2 separate regions of the Mus musculus genome follow, and region 2 is linked to region 1. Evidence: chromatin loops called from intact Hi-C (ENCODE). Cell type or tissue: left cerebral cortex. All regions are shown on one strand. Links, peaks and the distances in the headings refer to the core of each region. The heading gives the core; the rest is flanking DNA.

Region 1 (5,391 bases), core at 272-5,271:
ATTATTCTAATGCTTAAAAAACTTCCTTGGTGCTAGTAAGTCAGAAGATAAAATGTTTGCAATTTTACATTTGGGGGGTGGGTGTGGTTAGAGTCTTAGTTAAGGCATGCACCACCACCCCTGGGTTCTCTGTTTAGAGAAGCAAAGTATTTAAAAGAAAGGTAGTGTTTTCCCTTAGTTATTATAAAGTTATTATTAAATTGCATGGTTGGGTGTGCACAGAAGCATGTGAAAATCAGGACAGTTTGTGGGACTTAGTTTCTCTTGCTCTACCAGTCTAGGGGATTCAATTCCAGTTCATCAATTTGGAGGCAAAGTGCTCTTGCTTAGTCCACTTGCTGTCTTGTTTCCCCCTAAACCCCACAGAGTTCAGTGGTGGTGGTTTAAGGCCAGCCATTTGATAGGCAAGTACTGTCCACAGAGCTTAGTTAGATACCCAATCTGAAAAAATTTAAGTGTGGAAACCTGAGCCGCTTAAATTGATACTGTTGAACCAGTATGTCAATGAACAATTCAGCTCCACGGTTTTAGTTAAATAATCCATGTGTTGCTTGGGTATGTTAAAGGAATATTTACTTATGTAGTGTGTCTAAAACAGTTGTATTTTGCCTTTAATTGGCCATTTATTTTTTTAAATCCTAGAATTACCCAGCTTTAATTCAACTTTTTTTCCCCCCTTGAATCTTAAAGGTTCGAGTAGAAGGGTTTAATTATGCTGGTATGGGCAATTCCACCAATAAAAAGGATGCACAGAGCAATGCTGCCAGAGACTTTGTTAACTATTTGGTTCGAATAAATGAAGTAAAGAGTGAAGAAGTTCCAGCTGTTGGGGTAAGTATTTATGACCAAGAACTTGATATTTTTGTTTGCTTTCCCCTTTCTACCCTTGGGTTCAAGTTAACAGATTTACAGGATGTGTCTACAAATACACTGTGTGCAGGGGCATTATATGAAAGGATATAGTGGCTATACAAAAATGCATTGAGTTTTAGAGACACAGTTGAGATTTTTTTCTACCTGAAATGTGCAGAAAGAAACCATACCTTGTGAAATTTGTCCTTTCCTAAGGCTACCAATAAGCACTAAAAACACAGCCATTCAGACATGCCCCCAAAGAGTATGAACAGACAGCATTTAAAGTATATTGTATTACTAAGCCATGATGCTCAGAAGTACAAGAAATTAATTTTTGACTCAAAAAATAAAAATTTTCAAATTATGTGTTTCATTGGGGTTAAAGATGTGTGTTCTAAATTCTAATAATGTTGGGAGGGGGGGATAATCTGGGCTTGATGGTGCAGGCCTGTGGTCTTAGCAATATGGCAAATTCAGGCCAATTAGGCTATTGTATGACATCTTACCTTAAAAATAGCAAATTAACCAGAAGTGTTGGGACATTACCTTTTTTTTTTTAAGATTTATTTATTTATTATATGTAAGTACACTGCAGTTGTCTTCAGACACTCCAGAAGAGGGCGTAAGATCTTGTTACAGATGGTTGTGAGCCACCATGTGGTTGCTGGGATTTGGAAGAGCAGTCGGGTGCTCTTACCCGCTGAGCCATCTAACCAGTCCGGGACATTACCTATTACTATTGTCGTTTAAGCTCTCAATTGACTTGGACAGTGTACAGTAAAAGGGAAAGAAACATGTATAATTAACTGTAATAACATTTAGAGATTTCAACACATGGCTCTAAATGAAATTATAAATTGCCTTTATTAATGGTTAACTCATGTATTCTCAGGACTTAGACCCAGAAATTTGGGCAATCCTGATACTATCGATCATGCTGTTTAAAAATGGATTTTTCAAAGGAACAGGCATTTATTCACTATAACATTAAATACTTTATACTTCTGTACAAGATAACTCTTGCTTATTTATCTTTGAGACAAGATCTCACTTTATAGGCCATAGCTCTAACTATCCTGGAACACATGTAGACGAGCCTGCCTCTGCTTCCTGTAGTGGTTTTGGTTTTTTGGTTTTTTTGGTTTGGTTTGGTTTTTGTTTTTTCAAGACGGTTTCTCTGTGTGGCCCTGGCTGTCCTGGAACTTGGATTTGTAGACCAGACTGGCCTCTAACTCAGAAATCCGCCTGCCTCCGCCTCCCGAGTGCTGGGATTAAAGGCGTGCGCCACCACCGCCCGGTTCATTCCTAAGTTACTTGAAACTTTGTCTTCAAACAAAGGCAGAAATGGGAAAAATACTATGGGGAAGGATGTTTAATATATGGGTATCTTTGAGTAGTCTTGAGTCTTCTAGTTTCTGCAAAACAAACAAAAACCCCAAGTACTGACACTTGACTTTTCCTCTTGTAGATTGTACCACCCCCACCCATACTTAGCGACACCTCTGATAGCACAGCAAGTGCTGCAGAAGGGTTACCAGCACCAATGGGAGGACCACTTCCTCCTCATCTGGCTCTCAAAGCAGAAGGTAAGGGACTTGAATATATGTACTTAATGGAGGATAACACAGTCATGCTTGGTCACCTCACCTTGTCATTTGTATAGAGAAATCAATAAACATGTTTATTAGGTGATCCCATTCAAGCAGCCACTGTTTTAGGGTTTGTTCTGTTTAAAAGATTTAAATTTATAGCTGTTTTACCTGCAATACTTATGGGCCACCAAGTGGGTTAAAGAATTTTATGAGTTGCCTTTTATATGGCTGTGTATCAGGCTTAGAGGGCTTTGCACATATTAGATACTCTGTGGCTGAATTTTGTATTACATCCACCTTTTGTTTTGCCCTACCTGTATACCTGTAATAGGATTTGTGGATTCTAGTCCTGCTGAAAATTTTATTTGGGTTATTAAGAGCAGAGTAAGATTTTGACCAGGTTTCTAACAAATACTGAAACACAATTTACAGCATCTATCCTATTGTTTTGACTTGAACAAATTATAAAACTATATACTAATCTGTCACTTTAGAGTTCATGCATATTGATGTTTGCCTGCAGTACCTGCGGAGGCCACAAGAGGCCACCACTCCACAACTGGAGTTAAACCTGAGCCTTCATGGGTACTGCATATCAAACATAAGTCTTGTAAGAGAAACCAGTGCTCTTTATCTGCTGAACCATCTCTTTTGCATCCCACTCTGGTTTTATATAGAGTCAAAACTTTTAGGGGCTACTAATTATTAGTCCTGGGGTTAGCTTTCTTTTCAGAATTAGGTTTTGTGTTTCTGTTTTTATTTAGGCTGTAATTTGGAGAATGAATTTACACTTTCAGATTCTCCTGTTTCTACTTTCCCAAAGCTGGGCTTCAGGCTTGTTTACCACACCCAGTGTTATTCTGTGGTGAGGGTTGAACCCATTGCTTGCTTGGTGCTTTGTAGACATCCTAGCATTGTATTAAACAAACTTCATTTTCAGCATCTCTAAATGTTTTACTTAAAAAGATGTATTGCTTTTGGGCCAACCACGGTGGCATACTCACCTTTAATCCCAGCACTTACTTGGGAGGCAGAGGCAAATAGATCCTCATGAGTTCAGAGGTGTTCTGGTCTACATACCAAGTTTTGGTACAGCCAAAGCTAAATAATAGACTGACCTCCCCTGTGTGCTTACATATTGTATTTGAGGACCCCCCCCTTTTTTTAATAGCACAAGTGTATAGAAGACAGGACAAAATACATTCAGCATCCAATATAGACTCAGATTATTAGGTTCATACCTTTACCAGCTAGACATTTCCTAGTCTGGATAGTTTTGTGCTTTGTTATTTATGTATAAAAACAACTGAAATAAGTATGTCTTAAAGTACACATTAGGGGGCTGGAGCGATGGCTCAGCAGTTAAGAACGCTGACTGCTCTTCCAGAGAGGTCCTGCCTTCAATTCCCAGCAATAGCATGGTGGCTCATGACCATCTGTAATGGGATCTGATGCCCTTTTCTGGTGTGTCTGAAGACAGCTACAGTGTACTCATGTACATAAATAAAGTTTAAAAAAAGTACAGATTAGTGCTTAGGAGAAACTCAACCAAGTATGAGTACTTGTGTTCTGTACCCCACCAGCATCCATATTGTGTAGACAGATGGTTCTGTGGGAAAGTTGGCCTGCTAGGTACCTAAATATGCTAGCCCAGTGAAAAGCTGGTCAAATGAGAAAGGGTTTATTTATTCTGCTTTATAGTCCATGACAAGATTGAAAGTGGCAAAAGCGTGGACAGCTGATCACCTGGCAGAGAGCAGGGAATTTGTGCTGTTAATTGTTAGTTTTCTATTTTCATTATCCAAGCAATGGGACACTTACAGTGTCTTATCTTCTCTCATTAACCAAGACAATCTCTAACAGACCATACTACCTTGGGATTAAGAGTAAAGTTGCCAGTTAACATTAATTATCAGACTAAACTACTTGACTGCTTCCTGGAGGTTACACTATGGCTTCCACATGCATAGACATAGACAACCATAAATAAATAGGCTGACCAATACAGTCCTGATTATTTCAGATGTCCTTGCAGATTATTGAAAACCTGTATACAAACATGTAGTCAGGGACATTTGTTAAAATATGTAGCTTTCTTCCCCCAAACTTGGTTAGTTAAAAGAGCAATTTTCTTTTTTTAATAGCAGAAAATAATTCTGGAGTTGAGTCTTCTGGCTATGGCTCTCCTGGACCTACTTGGGACCGAGGAGCCAACCTTAAAGATTACTACTCAAGAAAGGAAGAACAAGAAGTACAAGCGGTGAGGAATCTTACATAGTGTTAATTTACATTTTTGAAAATGCGACTTGGGATTTATTTCACAGCAGAGTTGAGTACCTATACAAGTTAATAGCACATTGAGTTGTTGATTTGTTTGTTTTGAGACAGTCTTCAATCCCAGGCTGGCCTTCATTCCAGTGGCCCTAGCTAGAAAGCCTATTTTACTAGTTGGTTGCATAACCCTGGTGTACATGCTTGTAGTCGCAGCATTAAAGAGAGGGTCAGGAGAATGACTAGTTCAAGGCCAACCTGGATTATAGTGTTCTAAGAACATAGTGATATCCTATCTCAAAAACAGGCTCAGGCTGGAGAGATGGCTCAGTGGTTAAGAGCACTGACTGCTCTTCCAGAGTTCCTGAGTTCAAATCCCAGCAACCACATGGTGGCTCACAACCATCCGTAATGAGATCTGACGCTCTCTTCTGGTGTGTCTGAAGACAGCTACAGTGTACTTATGTATAATAATAAATGTTTAACAAAAAAACAGACTCAGTGATAAAGTGGTTGACTAGCCATGTTCAAACCCCTGGATCTCAGCACTACAAAAATAAAAATCTGACTTTATATTGAAAAAAAAAAACCCAAACTGTACATTATTATTGTACCTTATGTAAGTGTAGTAGTGCAGCCAAATTTACTCATCATTGATTCTACAGACTCTAGA
Region 2 (5,391 bases), core at 336-5,335, 1.7 Mb after region 1:
TCACCAACTACAGAAATAACCTAGGTGCTCATAAACAAATGAACAGTCAAAAAAGTGTGTGTGTGTGTGATCGTGTTCAGCCACAAAGAATTAATTATGCTGTGTAGCAGTTTGAACAAGAATGGTTGATCGCCACTGGCCCATTATTTGTGAATGCTTAGTCACTGGAAACTATTTGAGAATAATCAGGAGGTTTGGCTCTTGTGAAGAGTGTGTGTGGCCTTCTTGTACCACTGGACGTGGGCCTTAATGTTTCCAAAGCCCTGTGGATCCAAATGCAGAACTATCAGATACCCTGCACTATACCTGTGTACCTCCATGCTCCCCACCACAGTGATAATGGACTAAGCCTCTGAAACTCTGAGCAACCCCTAACTAAATGCTTTCTTCTATGAGAGCCTTGGTCATGAGGTCTCTTCACAACAATTAAGCACTGACTAAGACGTGGCATTTAGAAAATAAGAATCATATGGTTTCTATCACATGTGGAAACCAGGTATGTACAGGGAGTAGAAGAGGACCCAGACAGTAGAGGGATTCCATGAGGGATGAAGGAGGAGGAGGGAAGAAGGAGGGGGGAAGAGAAAGTGACAGAGGAATGAACATGACATGTATATGTGTGTGAAAATGTCACAGTGAAGCCCATTACTTTGTGCAATTAAAATGCACAATAAAACAAAAAATTTACTGAGAAAACTGACATGTACAGAACTCTACAAATAACAATTAGGAAAAATATTCTTTCCTACATAATAAACATTTACAGAAACTGTCTATGTTTTAGGTCAAAAAAGAACACTTGATAAATTTTAGAACAGGTACCAGCATATAGGTACCGTACAGACCACCAAGTCACAAGTATAATTGAAAACTTTATTTATAAGGTGAAAACCCTGCTGACAGCAACTGCATCTCATGTTACAGATACCAATCAACTTCAGATAGTCACAAATATCAATTTTAGTATCAAAATTTTGAAACTATTACTATCATATTAAGGAAATGTTCTTTAAACAAAATAGGGTCAATCAGAGACAAGCTGGTAAGAGTGACATTATAAACGAGAAGACCTAATAGGAGAGCACACACCATAAGCTGGAAGAGGGCACACAGAGGCATAGAACTCACAAACAGCAGCAGCGATGTAGGGACAATTCTGCAATTTTTAAATCACAATCTAACCGAAATGCAAATGGTAAGGACTTGGATTTGATTCCCTAGTACCAAAAAACAAAAAACCTAAACCACGTGGGGTGGCATTCTGGCGCTCACTTAGTTTGTCACCAGTGATGTCAAATATGTTGTCATTTTTATTGGCTTGCTTATTTGTTTTTTGTTGTTGTTGTTGTTTGGGTTTTTTTTTTTTTTGTATTCTTAAAAGTGTTTTCACACTTTAAAAGGCTTGCAATACAGTGTTAGAAACGATGCCTGCACACGGGTCTCTTACATGCTACTAGTACAGTGCAGAGAAGTGAATAGACTGGAATTAGGACTCATGTCCTGAAGCAGAGAACACTGACGTACACTACTATCTACACTTCTTACTCCTAGATATATAGCCAAGAGAAACGTATGCATGGACAAGGAGAGACTGCACAACATTACAATACCAACGATCACATCAGCAAAGTCTTTGAAAACTTACGTCGTGTCCATTAACTGGTCTATTATTGTTGTAGCATTTGAAGCTGTGAGTTACTTCACACTGCAGTAAGGATGAATCTTAGTAATGTATTGTTAAACAAAAACGTCTCACAGGGACATACAATGTGTTATAATTTAGTGAAGCTTAAACAAAAGAAATACACTTTTTTAGAAATAGCTAGATGTGAAATTTTTCACTAAGAAGAAAACAAAACAACACTAAACATAAGAAGCAAGGCTTCATCACTTGGGAGAAGGCAGCAGTATAAAGGTAGGAGCAGAACAAGGCCCACATACAATATAACAGGACTGCCTCTAACAAGCTACTGCCGCAGTGCCGCTCTGAGGCACTTGGTATTAAAGAGGACTAACCAAATGGGTGAGCCTGGACCCATGATCACACCATAAAAAAGGAATTCAAGAAGATTATGACAACCAAAAAAAAAAGTTATGGAAAATTGAAGAATTATAAAGTAAGTTCTCAGGAACCATTTAAACAAATCTAGAAAAATGTGTATAAATACTAAATATAAGTATTACCCTTATTTTAGTTGTCAGATTAATATCTATTTACTTAAACATGGGTTTTTTTTTAAGATACAAACAAAAACTAATAAAACTGATAAACCTGGGTATATTTATTAACCACACCAGGGCAGTTATTAAATTTTCAGGAGTAGTTGGCAAAGGAATAATGGACTACACTGTTTCTTTGTGTGTTTTTATTTTGTTTCAGTTGTTTTTCCTTTTTGGGTACTATATTGTTTTCTAGGGTTCTGTTGTAGTACTGGAGTTTGGTTTGTCTTCTGAGAAAGAATTTAAAGGTGGGTGTATAGGGAGGAGGAGAGGATCTTGTTCTAACTGATAAAATATAATTAAAATAAACTAATATACACAGAGAAGAAAATCACCATTCCTGCCCAACAGTGTAGACACACATTTTAACTGTGTAGTAGCATAGGATTAATGACGGCATTTTAGTGTGTGGGTGTATACTTCCACAGCTGCTGCCTGCCCACCTGTCTTTGGATTCTCGAAGATAATAATGCAGGTCCTGCCAGCCCTTGCTATAGCCTACTTCTGTGGCATTTCTGGGCCAGCAATCATCCCACCACTTCCACAGCCCCCAGGAGCGCTCCAGGCACGAACCCTGGTGCTACCTGAGTCACTGCTCTGCAACCACTGCTGGCAAAGCTGCCGTCCTTCTCCCTTCTCCATGTGGAGTGATGGCCTTCATGGTTTCTAGGACTTCAGGGGAAATACTTTCCTGGCACTTTTTCAAAGAGTTAGTTGGTTTCATCTTTAACATGATTTGGAACTGAGTCTAATGGAGACCTAACAGGGAACCACAGTTCTTTCTGCTTCCATGGACCAAGCCTCTCTCATTCGGTAGAATTCTAACTCCTGACATTTGGGATGAAGGCTCATCTCGCAAATTTGTGCAAAGGATCTGAACCAGTGCTACAAAGCCAAAACTAAGGCCATGTTCAGATGAAAGCAGAAACCAGAACACTGAATATAAATAAAATTACTGCCACAAGGCCTGAGACACAACAAAGATTAACATTAAAGCTGACAGCTATTCGCATTTAAATTTTTTCTCTTTAAAATATTACAGTGTGTATATTTTATATTTTTATTATCTTTCTTTACAATAAAAAGAAAAGAAAAAAATCATCTGAATGAGATAACCTAGATTAAAATACATCAAATACAAATATGGTATGTGTCCATTTATATGTGGATTTTAGTTGCTAAGCCTTCCATTAGTAAACTACATCCATATAAACCTCAGTGGTTAGGATTAGAGTAAGGGACTGGGTGGAGAACTGGGTCACCCTAGAAAGGGGAAATATACAGTCATGGGTGGGCGGGGTGAGGGGTGGGACTGAAGGATCAAATGGGGAGGGGACAGAAGAGGGGGAATAGAGAAGAAATATGGGAGGAACAAAAAATTATATAATATTAAATACAAGCACTACATTTATTTTAGTTGTCAGATTAATACATTCATTAATTTGTATATATAGACAAACAAGACAAGCCTTCCGCAGAGCAAGGAAACATAAAAGGCATCCTCACTAGGTGCGTTTCTGGTGCATTTCCACTTTTCAGTGCTTGTCTAGTAGGGGAGTCTTAAACACAAAATAGTCTATCTGAGACCCAATACTAATTGTTCATAACATTGTTATGTTTCTTTCCCTCATTATAATTAATTTTAAAAATGTAATATTGCAACATGTAAATATAGATTTCTAAGTTATTATGATATTATCACTTAACTCTGTTTTCCAGTATTATAAGTAAATATGTGATGAATATCTTTGGAAACAAATTTCCTGTGCGTTTGTACTATTTCCTCAGGCTAGACTCCAGAAGTAAAGTTATTGGTCAGAGGGACTACGAGGGACTTTTCAACTCAGAAATCCACTTGCCTCTGCCTCCCGAGTGCTGGGATTAAAGGCGTGCGCCACCACGCCCGGCTTCCAAGTCAAGTTATTTAACCTTCACAGTAACTCTGAAGTGGTACTAATGTCTCATCTTACAGTGGTGGATACAGACAAACATAAGCTACATAATTTCCCAAGATCATAGAGCTTAAATTCCAACAATATGACTCCAGAGTCTATGCTCTAGTCTATTTCTAGAGGTAGAAAACACATAGACATATATACACATGCATGCATGTGTGTGCCGCCCCCACCCCCCCCACACACACATGCACACACGTTGGGGAGAGGGGAGACTGTGATAACATTATTAAATATATCCGCTAAACCATGAAGCGAGATGAAGTATTCTGATTCCTCAGTCCTCAAGGAAATCAACCTGGTGTCTCATTTCTCCTTGCACCTGTTAATGCTATTATTCATTAAGTTTATGGACAACGCTATCCTGATTATTTTCACAAATACTGCATTTACCAACCATCCTGAGGATGTAAAGGTCTGGGTCTAAAATCCCAGCTTGCATACCTTTGCGTACCCAGTCTCCAGTATGAATATTGATAGTCACGCCTACTAAATTGCTACTTCGCTGTCTTTTCTCCCAGAGAAAATCAAGAGCTTTTCTTGCATATTCCTGTAATTAAAACACAAAAGCATATTTAAAGAATTTTGTCTTTGGCAAAGAGTGGGAAATCTATAAGTCAAAGAGCCATAGGATCTTTTAAGAATTAAGCAAAATTCTTAAGACAACCACTAATGAATTTCCATAAAATCTTGCTTGGCTCACTTTCAATCACTTCAGATTAAATGATCTCACTTGGAGTATACCCATGGCCATTCACCCTTGTAGCATGGGTCACATACATAGACAGGTTATTATATTAACTGCTGACATAATTAACACACTGTTAACAGAATTCTTCCCACCTAAGTGCACAGTGGGAATCTCCTAAAGCAGTCTCACTTAGCAAACTTGAAGAAGATTCAGAGTTGCTATGCTATCTTTCAAAGTCATTCCAGATACTGGTTTATAAGTGATACATAATTTTATTAGTGAAAAATTAGCAAATCAACTGAGGGCCTATCTGTATACTAATGTATATGTACATATATAATGTATAATCTTACAACAGGTTTCATTTATTTTTATTCACTGGATATTAAATTGAATTTATTTCTTATAAAACTCTTAGCTTTCAATAAAAGATGTTCCAAGTGGAATGGCAAAGGATAGGTACCAGTAAAATTCTAAATTACTTTTAAGGCATGAACTTATTTAGCATTGCAAGAAGAAAATCAT

What was found. Peaks named below come from ENCODE experiments on the same cell type or tissue, not always from the same donor. Only the 100,000 strongest peaks of a DNase experiment are listed, where the experiment ranks them.
Region 2: a loop joins it to region 1, with 8 times the contacts of the local background. A loop is called at or near these places in 3 of 42 quality-filtered maps.

The regions. Positions count from the first base shown.
Region 1 is chr1:153,478,182-153,483,572 of GRCm38, reverse strand. It overlaps Dhx9 (DEAH (Asp-Glu-Ala-His) box polypeptide 9), which reads left to right. Exons shown (of 28, transcript NM_007842.2): 3 at 691-831; 4 at 2,324-2,441; 5 at 4,595-4,707; 6 at 5,384-5,391. Among named protein-coding and RNA genes, the nearest start is that of Dhx9, 6.8 kb to the left of the region's middle. In left cerebral cortex, for the core only: a CTCF peak has its summit at 2,982 (motif pointing right); a DNase peak (open chromatin) is centred at 2,985.
Region 2 is chr1:151,784,073-151,789,463 of GRCm38, reverse strand. It overlaps Edem3 (ER degradation enhancer, mannosidase alpha-like 3), which reads right to left. Exons shown (of 20, transcript NM_001039644.2): 8 at 4,620-4,725. Among named protein-coding and RNA genes, the nearest start is that of Edem3, 31 kb to the right of the region's middle. In left cerebral cortex, for the core only: no CTCF peak of the experiment used is centred there; a DNase peak (open chromatin) is centred at 2,728.